Linked DNA regions of Homo sapiens: region 2 is linked to region 1. Evidence: chromatin loops called from intact Hi-C (ENCODE). Cell type or tissue: endothelial cell of umbilical vein. All regions are shown on one strand. Links, peaks and the distances in the headings refer to the core of each region. The heading gives the core; the rest is flanking DNA. Region 1 overlaps MIDEAS (mitotic deacetylase associated SANT domain protein). Region 2 overlaps MIDEAS-AS1 (MIDEAS antisense RNA 1).

What was found. A loop is a pair of places that touch in the nucleus more often than their neighbours do. Peaks named below come from ENCODE experiments on the same cell type or tissue, not always from the same donor. Only the 100,000 strongest peaks of a DNase experiment are listed, where the experiment ranks them.
Region 2: a loop joins it to region 1, with 4 times the contacts of the local background. A loop is called at or near these places in 36 of 110 quality-filtered maps.

Annotation. Positions count from the first base shown.
Region 1 is chr14:73,726,721-73,731,104 of GRCh38, forward strand. It overlaps MIDEAS (mitotic deacetylase associated SANT domain protein), which reads right to left. Exons shown (of 13, transcript NM_001367710.1): 4 at 2,920-3,265; 5 at 738-804; 6 at 110-252. Among named protein-coding and RNA genes, the nearest start is that of PNMA1, 15 kb to the left of the region's middle. RefSeq lists a silencer at 2,248-2,317. In endothelial cell of umbilical vein, for the core only: a CTCF peak has its summit at 2,206 (motif pointing right); a DNase peak (open chromatin) is centred at 2,181; H3K27ac peaks cover 1,880 bases.
Region 2 is chr14:73,788,396-73,792,779 of GRCh38, forward strand. MIDEAS-AS1 (MIDEAS antisense RNA 1) reads left to right here. Exons shown (of 3, transcript NR_109995.1): 2 at 632-721. It also overlaps a transcript of MIDEAS not described here. Among named protein-coding and RNA genes, the nearest start is that of MIDEAS-AS1, 3.2 kb to the left of the region's middle. In endothelial cell of umbilical vein, for the core only: no CTCF peak of the experiment used is centred there; a DNase peak (open chromatin) is centred at 1,936; H3K27ac peaks cover 2,889 bases.

The sequences.
Region 1 (4,384 bases), core at 79-4,078:
AGCATGAGGAGGGAGGGGAGGAAACCACGTTCAGGGCGGGGCTGGGCAGGGTGAGGCCTGGCCCACCCATGTGCCTGCCCTCACTTGCTGCCCCCAGGCCCCTCCTCACCTTGCCTCTGCTTCTCCCGGCTGCTCTCTAGGTCCTCCCATGGCTGCCACACCAAGTCAGCCTTGTGGGGATCTGCAGCTGCCAGGGCACGGTCCCTCATCAAGGGGATTTCTGCCTGGAACCGGGAGCCCACGTTGATCCGTCTAGAGGAGTGAAAAGGGCAGGAAGTGAGGCCTCACCTTGCGGGGACGGAGAACTTGATGATCCCTCAGGGTGGGAAGAAGATGAGGGGGAGCCGGCAGAGCAAGGCCTCAGCTAGGTGTAGGGAGTCTGGCTTCTAGGGGCTTGGGAGGACAGCCTGACCTGGCACCACCAGAAAGGCAAGGTCCAGAGGCTGGAGAGGGGAGAAGCAGCTGCAGGTTTACAGATGGGAAAGAGCCTCTGGACCCCCCTTTCAACTCTCCTAGAGATAAGTTCAAGCTGAGCCGGTCCTTGCCCTTCCCTGCAACTTCCACACAGAGGCAGGGCGGGGACAGCAAAGCCCAGGGCCACATACAGAAGCTCAAGGAGGCCCTCTCAGCCCTCTGCAGGCCCCACGGAACCCTCCTGTTGCTCCCAGGGCCCACCTGCACACACTGCACCAGTGTGGCCACCCACACCCCTCGGCCAGGGGCAGGGCTGCACTTACGGCTCGATGCTCACTGGGGTGGCCTCCCCCATCACAGAGAGGACAGGCGGGGTTACTTCAGCACTGTCTATGGGACAAAGAGCAGGTTGATAAATAGCACCCCCCTTTCAGCAAAGCACCCCCAATCCTAGTGGCTGCCCTGTATGTGCAAGAGTCACAGTGGTGACACACAGAGCTCACGCAGGGAACACAGGCACCTGAGTCCTGGCTCTGCAGCCTGTCACCTACGAAAACGCAGGCCCTTCACTAAATATTTGGGTGCCTCAGTTTTCACACTCACCAAAAGGGGCTATCACTACCTGTCTCCTACGGTTAATGTGAGAACTGGATAAAATAATGCACAGAGCCTGGCACTCGATAAAGATTATTATTACTGCTTCTACTACCAAAGCCATATCCTTGCCCCCAGAAGCTCCAACACTAACTCCAACATAAAGCTGTGGTTTTCTAGTAAAGAGACTGAAACTTTGAGCACACTAGGGAGGTGGTGAAGGGGATCGCTGTTTTATAGTTATCGTCTCACTTCCTCTTTGGATTTTCTGCCTCAGTTTCTCCCAAGCTAGTTTTTTTTTTGTTTTTGTTGTTGTTGTTGTTGCTTTTTGAGACAAAGTCTCACTCTGTCTCCGCCCAGGCTGGAGTGCAGTGGTGCGATCTCGGCTCAAGGAGTTGAACCTCCAAGTTCAAGCAATTCTCCTCCCTCAGCCTCCCAAGTAGCTGGAATTACAGGTGTGAGTCACCGTGCCCAGGCCCAAGTTGGTCTTCTTAAGGCCCCACATGATCAAAACACTCCTTTGCTTAAAAAAAAAAAAAAAAAAAAATCTTTGCTCTTTACTGACTCCCTCCTGCAATGTGAGATAAAACCTGCAACCCTCCCCTCAGGGTTCAAGGCGGTTCCGCTTCCATTTGTACCTCCCACCACCCATGTGCCTGGACCTGCATCCTAGCTGACTGCTTACCTCCCAACCCCTCACTCTCCCTGCACGGTCCCATCTACAGGCCTTTGCACCAGTCATTTCCTCCGCCTGGTGTGTCCTCCCTGCCCCCCGCCCTCCTCCATCGCTGCGGCTCAGCTCTGGCCCCACCCCTCTTGAATACAGTCCTCACCATCCCAGGCTAGCTGCTGGGGCTTTGCTCACTGGCTGCAGATCCCACACTACCGGGAACCTCTGTTTTTTCAACTCCAAGGCTTTCATGTCAACTCCCTAATGACCTTGCATTCTCTATAGAACAGACCATGGTGTCCTGTACATTCTTGGAGCCCTCACAGGACCCAGTACAAGGCCTTACGCCCGAGTGTTCGGTAGATACTCGTGGACAGACTGACCTCTCGCTGGCTGCCAGTCTGATCTCTACAATGACTTCCTCTTCCTACACAGCCTAGCCAGGGAGAAGCCTCCCCAGGAAGCAGTACAGAAGGCTGGCCAGCCTAGGGCAAACATTTTGCATCCACAGACACCAGGGGGCACCAGAGAGCTACACCATGGGTGAGGTCACAGTCAAAGGTTAATTGGCCAAAGGCATCTATAAGCTAGCTACTTCCACTTAATCCTCTCTACCACCCTAAGGGATTGGATTATCCCATTTTGCAGAGGAAATGGATCTCTTTATGGAGTGGGCAACATTTTTCAGCAGTACATCACCCCAAGCCAGCCCAATATTTCCAGAATGTCTGCTTTTGGCCAAAAAGACTGTTCGAGAGCCCCAGAGACTAGATCTGCCACAAAGGACTATGAGCAAACAGGATGGCCTGGGCATGATGTTCCAGCTTTATGTGTGCTAATGCACCTGAGCCTAGGAAGTGGCTATTAGGTTGAACCAAAGGAAACTACTATTTGTGAATCCAAAAATAGTTGAATATTGGCAGTTTCATCATCAACCAAGTAATACTAATATCCCCATCTTAATACTGAAAAAACTGAGGCCCAGGGAGTTGAAGTGACTTGCAAAAGTGGATGTAATAGTAAATGGTAGAATTGAGATTTGAATCCAAGCAGCTGGGCGGGCCCCCCACCCCTCCTTGTTGAACCAGGACAACCTCCTTCTCAATCTCAGAGAAGACAGAGCAGAGCTCCTTCTCCCAGAGTGTTCCAGCCCAATCCCCAGCAGCCCCACAGGCTGAGATGCCTCCCTGCCCAGTGCCCCAGCCCCGCTCCTGCCAGGGTCGCGGAGGGAGGTCACTCACTAGTCCGGAGCAGCGTGCGATGGGCACTCTTAGGCGTGATGGGAGGAGGGGCAGGGATGGTGCTGGTTGATATGATGGCATTGAAGTAGAGGCCAGAGCCTTCCCGCACAGGGCTGAGGATGGGGGGCGGCGTGTAGGGAGGTAGCTCAAAGCTCCGCTCAGAGGGGTGGTCAGCTAGGCGCACGGGAGAGCGCAGGTGGCTCTGGTATGGGGTGATGTTGGAGTAGACGGGAGGGGCGATGAAAGTGCCCGCCTTGGTGGGGATGATGAGGGGCTCGGGCCTGGGCCGCTGCTTTGGTTTCCGCACGGAAGGCTCCCCCTCCAACTTGACATTCATGTCCTCTGCCTGGAGAAGGAAAGAAAACAAGGACGGCTCAGCCCCCCGTGTCCCAGAGAAAGTAAAGTCTTAACCACAGCTTGCCAGTCTCACCTTTGGAACTTAGTCTGCCTACCACACCCACCAAGGCAAGCCTGAAAAAAGGAGCAGGTCCAAAAGCCCTTTTTATCATCTCCTCTAGGGCAGAAGTCAGCAAACTTTTTCTGTAAGGGGCCAGAGAGTAAATATTTTAGGCTTTGTGGGCCACATGTGATCTCTGTTACATATTCCTCTTCTTTCCCTTTTTCTTTTTAAAACTAACTGTATAAAATTGTAACACATTCTTAGCTCTGGATCTGGCCCCCAGACCACAGTTCCCCACCTCTGCTGTAAAGTGTGTGACAGGGCAGGAGAGTACAGTAGTTCAGGGCCCAGGCTCTGGAGCTGGACTTCTTGGGTTGGGACCTACCACCTTTATTGCCACTGAAAATTACTCAATCTTTCCGTGCATCTTCATAACATGGTGCCTACCTAGTAAGTGCCTACTTCATGGGGTAACCATGAGGACTGCATGAATTAATACAAGGAAATCACTGAGAACATTACCTGGTACCTCAGTAAATATTGGCTGTTATCACTACTTAAACTCCAGGCTCTGCGTTAGATGAAAGCTCCTACTGCGTGCTAAGACCTGAGCTGGACATGGGACTACAAAATGGAATGGACAAGGCCGGGCGTGGTAATCTCAGCACTTTGGGAGGTCGAGGTGGGGGGGAGGGGATCACTTGAGGTCAGGAGTTCGAGACCAGCCTGGCCAACATGGCAAAACCCTGCCTCTACTAAAACACAAAAATTAGCCGGGCATGGTGGCGGGTGCCTGTAATTTCAGCTACTCAGGAGGCTGAGGCATGAGAATCACTTGAACCCGGGAGGTGGAGGTTGCAGTGAGCCAAGGTCGTGCCACTGCACTCTAGCCTGGGCAACAGAACTGGATTCCGTCTCAAAAAACAAAAAGGAAAAAGAAAAAAAAATGGAATGGACAGTCCTTGTCCTTGCAGAACTTTTGTTCTCATAGTATTAATCCTACTAGGAAAGTCTAGCCCATGCACACTGCCAAAGGTTAGCCCTCCTACTTCTCCCTGCTAGGTA
Region 2 (4,384 bases), core at 149-4,148, 62 kb after region 1:
TGAGTGAAGGCTTTGTTCAGAAAGGTGGATGTAAGACTGATGGAAAATGACATTTGGGAAATGATCCCCAGGTCTGTGTTAATCTCTCATGGAAAGCCACAGACTCACCCAAAGATAGGCGTATGAAGATCGAAGCTCTCCTAGCAACATGAAATCCTCCACGTTGCAGCTGCTACGCCCTAGTTCTGATTTTTACTAAGACATTAATGGCACATTATAAATACAAAATGTGCAATGCAAGAAAAATAATACTGCTTTGAGAAATAACTGCATCATTAGACTCAATAATTAAAGTTCCCTGAAATTCTTCTTACATCACGCTATTGTGGGGAGATGGTGAAGGGATTGCCCATTTCAATTTTGGAATAAATAGAAGTAATTCCTTAGTGCATTCTGCTTAAGGCAACCAATGAGAGAATATGTTAGCCAGGCTTCTAAAGGCAATCATGTGATACTCCATATTTGCTAAAACAAGAGCTGAATATTTTTTTTGTTCCATATGCAATTCCAAATTTTCAGTCACAATTTCATGAATATTCAGTATTTCTGCATGCCCAGGAGTAATTAGCAGACAGTGTAAATGTGTGAAGGCCTGACACTTACACATACATTGCTTTTTTCTCTATGTAAGGTGGCAGTTGCTGGAGTACCAGGGCACCAAGTGGAGGATGTGGTAGACAGCCTCTAAGATGCGCCCCCTGCCAATGATCTCTGCCTCCAGGTATTCATACCCTTGTATAATCCTCCCTCCTTAAGTGTAAGCTGAATCCATTGACTGAGTTCTGACAAATAGAATATGGCCAGTGATGTGATCTTACTTCTGAGACTAGGTTATAAAAAAAAAAAATGCGGCTTCCATACTGGGTCCTCTCTATGCCTTTCACTCTCTGGGAACACTCACTGTGGGGGAAGCCAACTGCCACGTCCTAAGGCAGCCTGGTAGAAAGGGAGCTAGGCCTGCCAACCACCGTTTGAGGGAGCTTGGAAAGGGATGCCTCTCCTTCCCCCCATGTTAATCAAGACTTCAGATAAGACCTTCAACCCCAGCCAACAGCTGAAGGGCCTCCCTCGGGCCCTTCAGGCAGAGGCACCCAGCTAAGCTGCCTGGATTCCTGACCCACAGAAACTATAAGATAATAAATGTTGTCTTAAGCTGCTGTGTTTTGAGGAATTCATTACATGGCCACAAATAACAGAGACCAGTAGAGAATCATTGGGGACCCAGTGACAACCCTGCACAGCCTTCCTGATAGAACATGGAAAGGAAAGCAGGGGCCAGAGCCAGATCTAAGCATAACACAAACCCCAAGAACAGAAGGCCGAGCTCTCAGTCCTTTTGCAGAGCGAGGGTCATTCTTGAATTTAAACTAGGTCGGGGGTGTGGACTCCTGCTTGGTCCCAGGCAGCCCTGGTATTGGGTGTCACCTACCTGACAGCACATACAGATGTCTTTGTGTCACCAGAATTGACATCTGTCCAGGCATCCTCTTCCTCCTCCTCCAGGCATTTACCCTGATCCCTGAGGGCTTGGCCCAAACAGTGGCTGTGGAGTCAGGGCTTTGTCCTAGAAGGAGAGTTGGCAAGAAGGGCCTTCAACCCTGGCAGCCAGAAGGGGTAGGCGATTTTGGTTGGGGTGGAGGGTCAAAAAACTAGGAAGAAAGGCTTGTGGTCCTGCTGTTGAAGAGCAAGTCGTGGACTATCTCTGATAAGGATTACCTCCACACTGCTGCCAGGGCGAGGGAGAACATTCTGTCCACGTGATGGTGTCTTTCTCTCAGCATCATTTCCTCTCTGGCTGGAACAAATTATTTACTTTTAAAATATAAAACAAAGTTTCAGGAAGCAGGAGAGATGTCATACTCCATCCCTGACCAGGGCAGGAATCTACTTGTGATTGCCCCCACGGCTCCCTCCCTTCAGTCAATCCAGTACAAGCCAGCAATTGTAGAGGCCGTTTCTGTTTTCCCTCCAGAGACACTAGGCTCTGATTTTTCTCATGTGCAGTGGCCGCAGCTGCTGTGTTGCCATGCCGTCATCCGGTTGCTATGACTTGTGAGGTTGTGGATGTGCCAGAACGTGAATCTATTAATTTAACAGGAACTAGGCTCAGCACATATATTCCTTGTTAGGTCATTTGCTTTGCTACCTAAACCACATCCAATGTGTTCAGCAATGGGCATGTTTCCTAGAGTCTGGCTTTGCAAGAATGCCAAATGCCCCAAATTTTGAGTCTGCACAGTCAGTTTTATATAATTAATTTACTGCGAAGGACAGAAAGGCATTCTAGCATGGGGATGCAAGCACATCGTTTCAGGGAAAAAAACCAAGGAGGGGGAAATGGTTAAAGTCGCTGGTCCTAATTCTTTATGCATTTAAGTCTTCTCTGCAGGAGGTGTATATACTCCTCCCTGAGCCCAGGTTGCTCACCACCAAGGTCTGAGCTCTCCAACACCACGCTAGGCATCGTGTGCCACCATAGAGGGAAATACCATCCTTTTCTTTTGTGTTGAGCACACAGACAAGCATTGTCTTATTTTTTTATTTTTTTTATTTTTTTTTGAGATGGAGTCTCTGTCGCCCAGGCTGGAGTGCAATGGCATGATCTCAGCTCACTGGAACATCTGCCTCCTGAGTTCAAGCAATTCTCCTTCCTCAGCCTGGGAAGTATCTGGGTACTTCCCAGTAACTGGGATTGCAGGTGCCCACCACTACGCCCAGCTAATTTTTGTATTTTTAGTAGAGACGGGGTTTCACCATGTTGGTCAGGCTGGTCTTGAACCCCTGACCTCAGGTGATCTGCCCACCTCAGCCTCCCAAAGTGCTGGGATTACAGGCGTGACCACTGCGCCCGGCCCAGACAGGCGTTTTCCACTCACTCCTTCAGTTAATGCTCACTGGGTGTCTATTACTGTGTATGCTAGGGATGCAGAGATGAAAAGGACAAAGTCCCTAGTGGGAGAGAATGACATACATTGCAATGCAGTATGAGAAGTATTTGAGTTGAGCTTTGCAGAGAGCACTATGAGATCTCAGAGAAGGGGGAAAGTAAGTCTGAGGAGAGGGGTTATGGGTCACCACCAGGGTGTTTCTTTTTACAAAAAGAGAATATATTAAAAATTAACTGGATGTATTGCATCAAGTAATAATAAGTATTGTTTTGTGTAGCATTTGTTTCAGTTAGGTACTATATATGTACATTCGTGCAGTGTCAGAATGTAAAACAAATTTCCTACATTCAGACAAAGAAGTGTGAAAGTTCTCGGTTTAGAGAGTGATAAATAAGGCCAGGTGCGATGGCTCACGCCTGTAATCCCAACACTTTGGGAGGCCGAGGCGGGTGGATCACCTGAGGTCAGGAGTTGGAGACCAGCCTGGCCAACATGGTGAAACCCTGTCTCTACTAAAAATACAAAAATTAGCTGGCCGTATTGGCACATGCCTATAATCCCAGCTGTTCAGGAGGCTGAGGCAGGAGAATTGCTTGAACCCGGGAGGCAGAGGTTTCAGTGAGCTGAGGTCGCGCCATTGCACTCCAGCCTGGGTGACAAGAGCAAGACTACATCTCAAGGAAAAAAAAAACAAGAGAGAGAGAGATAAAGTGATAAATAACTACCACACACTGAACGCCTTTGATAGGCCAGGCATCAGGGTGTTGGTGTCCCACTGTATAGCTGAAGGGGTTAGCTATGATTTAAGAGATTTTCCAAATCCTTCCAGATTCTCCCTCCTTAGTAAAGCAAAGGCCATGCCTGAATGACTAGCTCCTGGAGTCTTCTCTTAGCAGAGCAGAGGCCGTTTCCACCAGAACAGCAAGGCCAACTCTAATGTAGAGACAAAGAAAGCCCTAAGATAGATAGAGAGAACCTAAGATAGAGAAAGCCTCACTCCCTTTCTGGCCTGCTGGGGGGTGGGAAGGGTAAGGAGAGAGAAGAGGGTCAGAAGGGTCTCATGCTTGTTCCTCTTCTCCAGGTCTTGGATGGGGTCTAGACAGATGCACTACTTAATAAGTGGTACTCCGTACACAGAGGGGGCTCTCACCCAGCTCCCCACTAGAGACTCTGGGAGGAACTTGTATCCAAGGCTGTTTTATGCTCAACCAGGGCAGCCATGCCAAAGTGAACCTGGCAGTGAGAAAACCTGAGCAGGCAGAGAGAAGCTGTGAGGCTGAGCTCTCCTGAGTCCCCCTGATTCTTGCATGGCATGGATATCATGTTGGGAGCCAGCAGCCTGCTGTGTGTGGGACGGCCCTGATTGGGCAAGGTGACCTTACAGCAAGCTCAGAGGAGGTCAGGGGTCTGTACCACTGAGAACAGAGGGAGAAATGAGCATGAGCATCAGGTTGCAAGGGGGAGGAACCAGTGTTGGAGGGAGAGGTTCGGCTTTG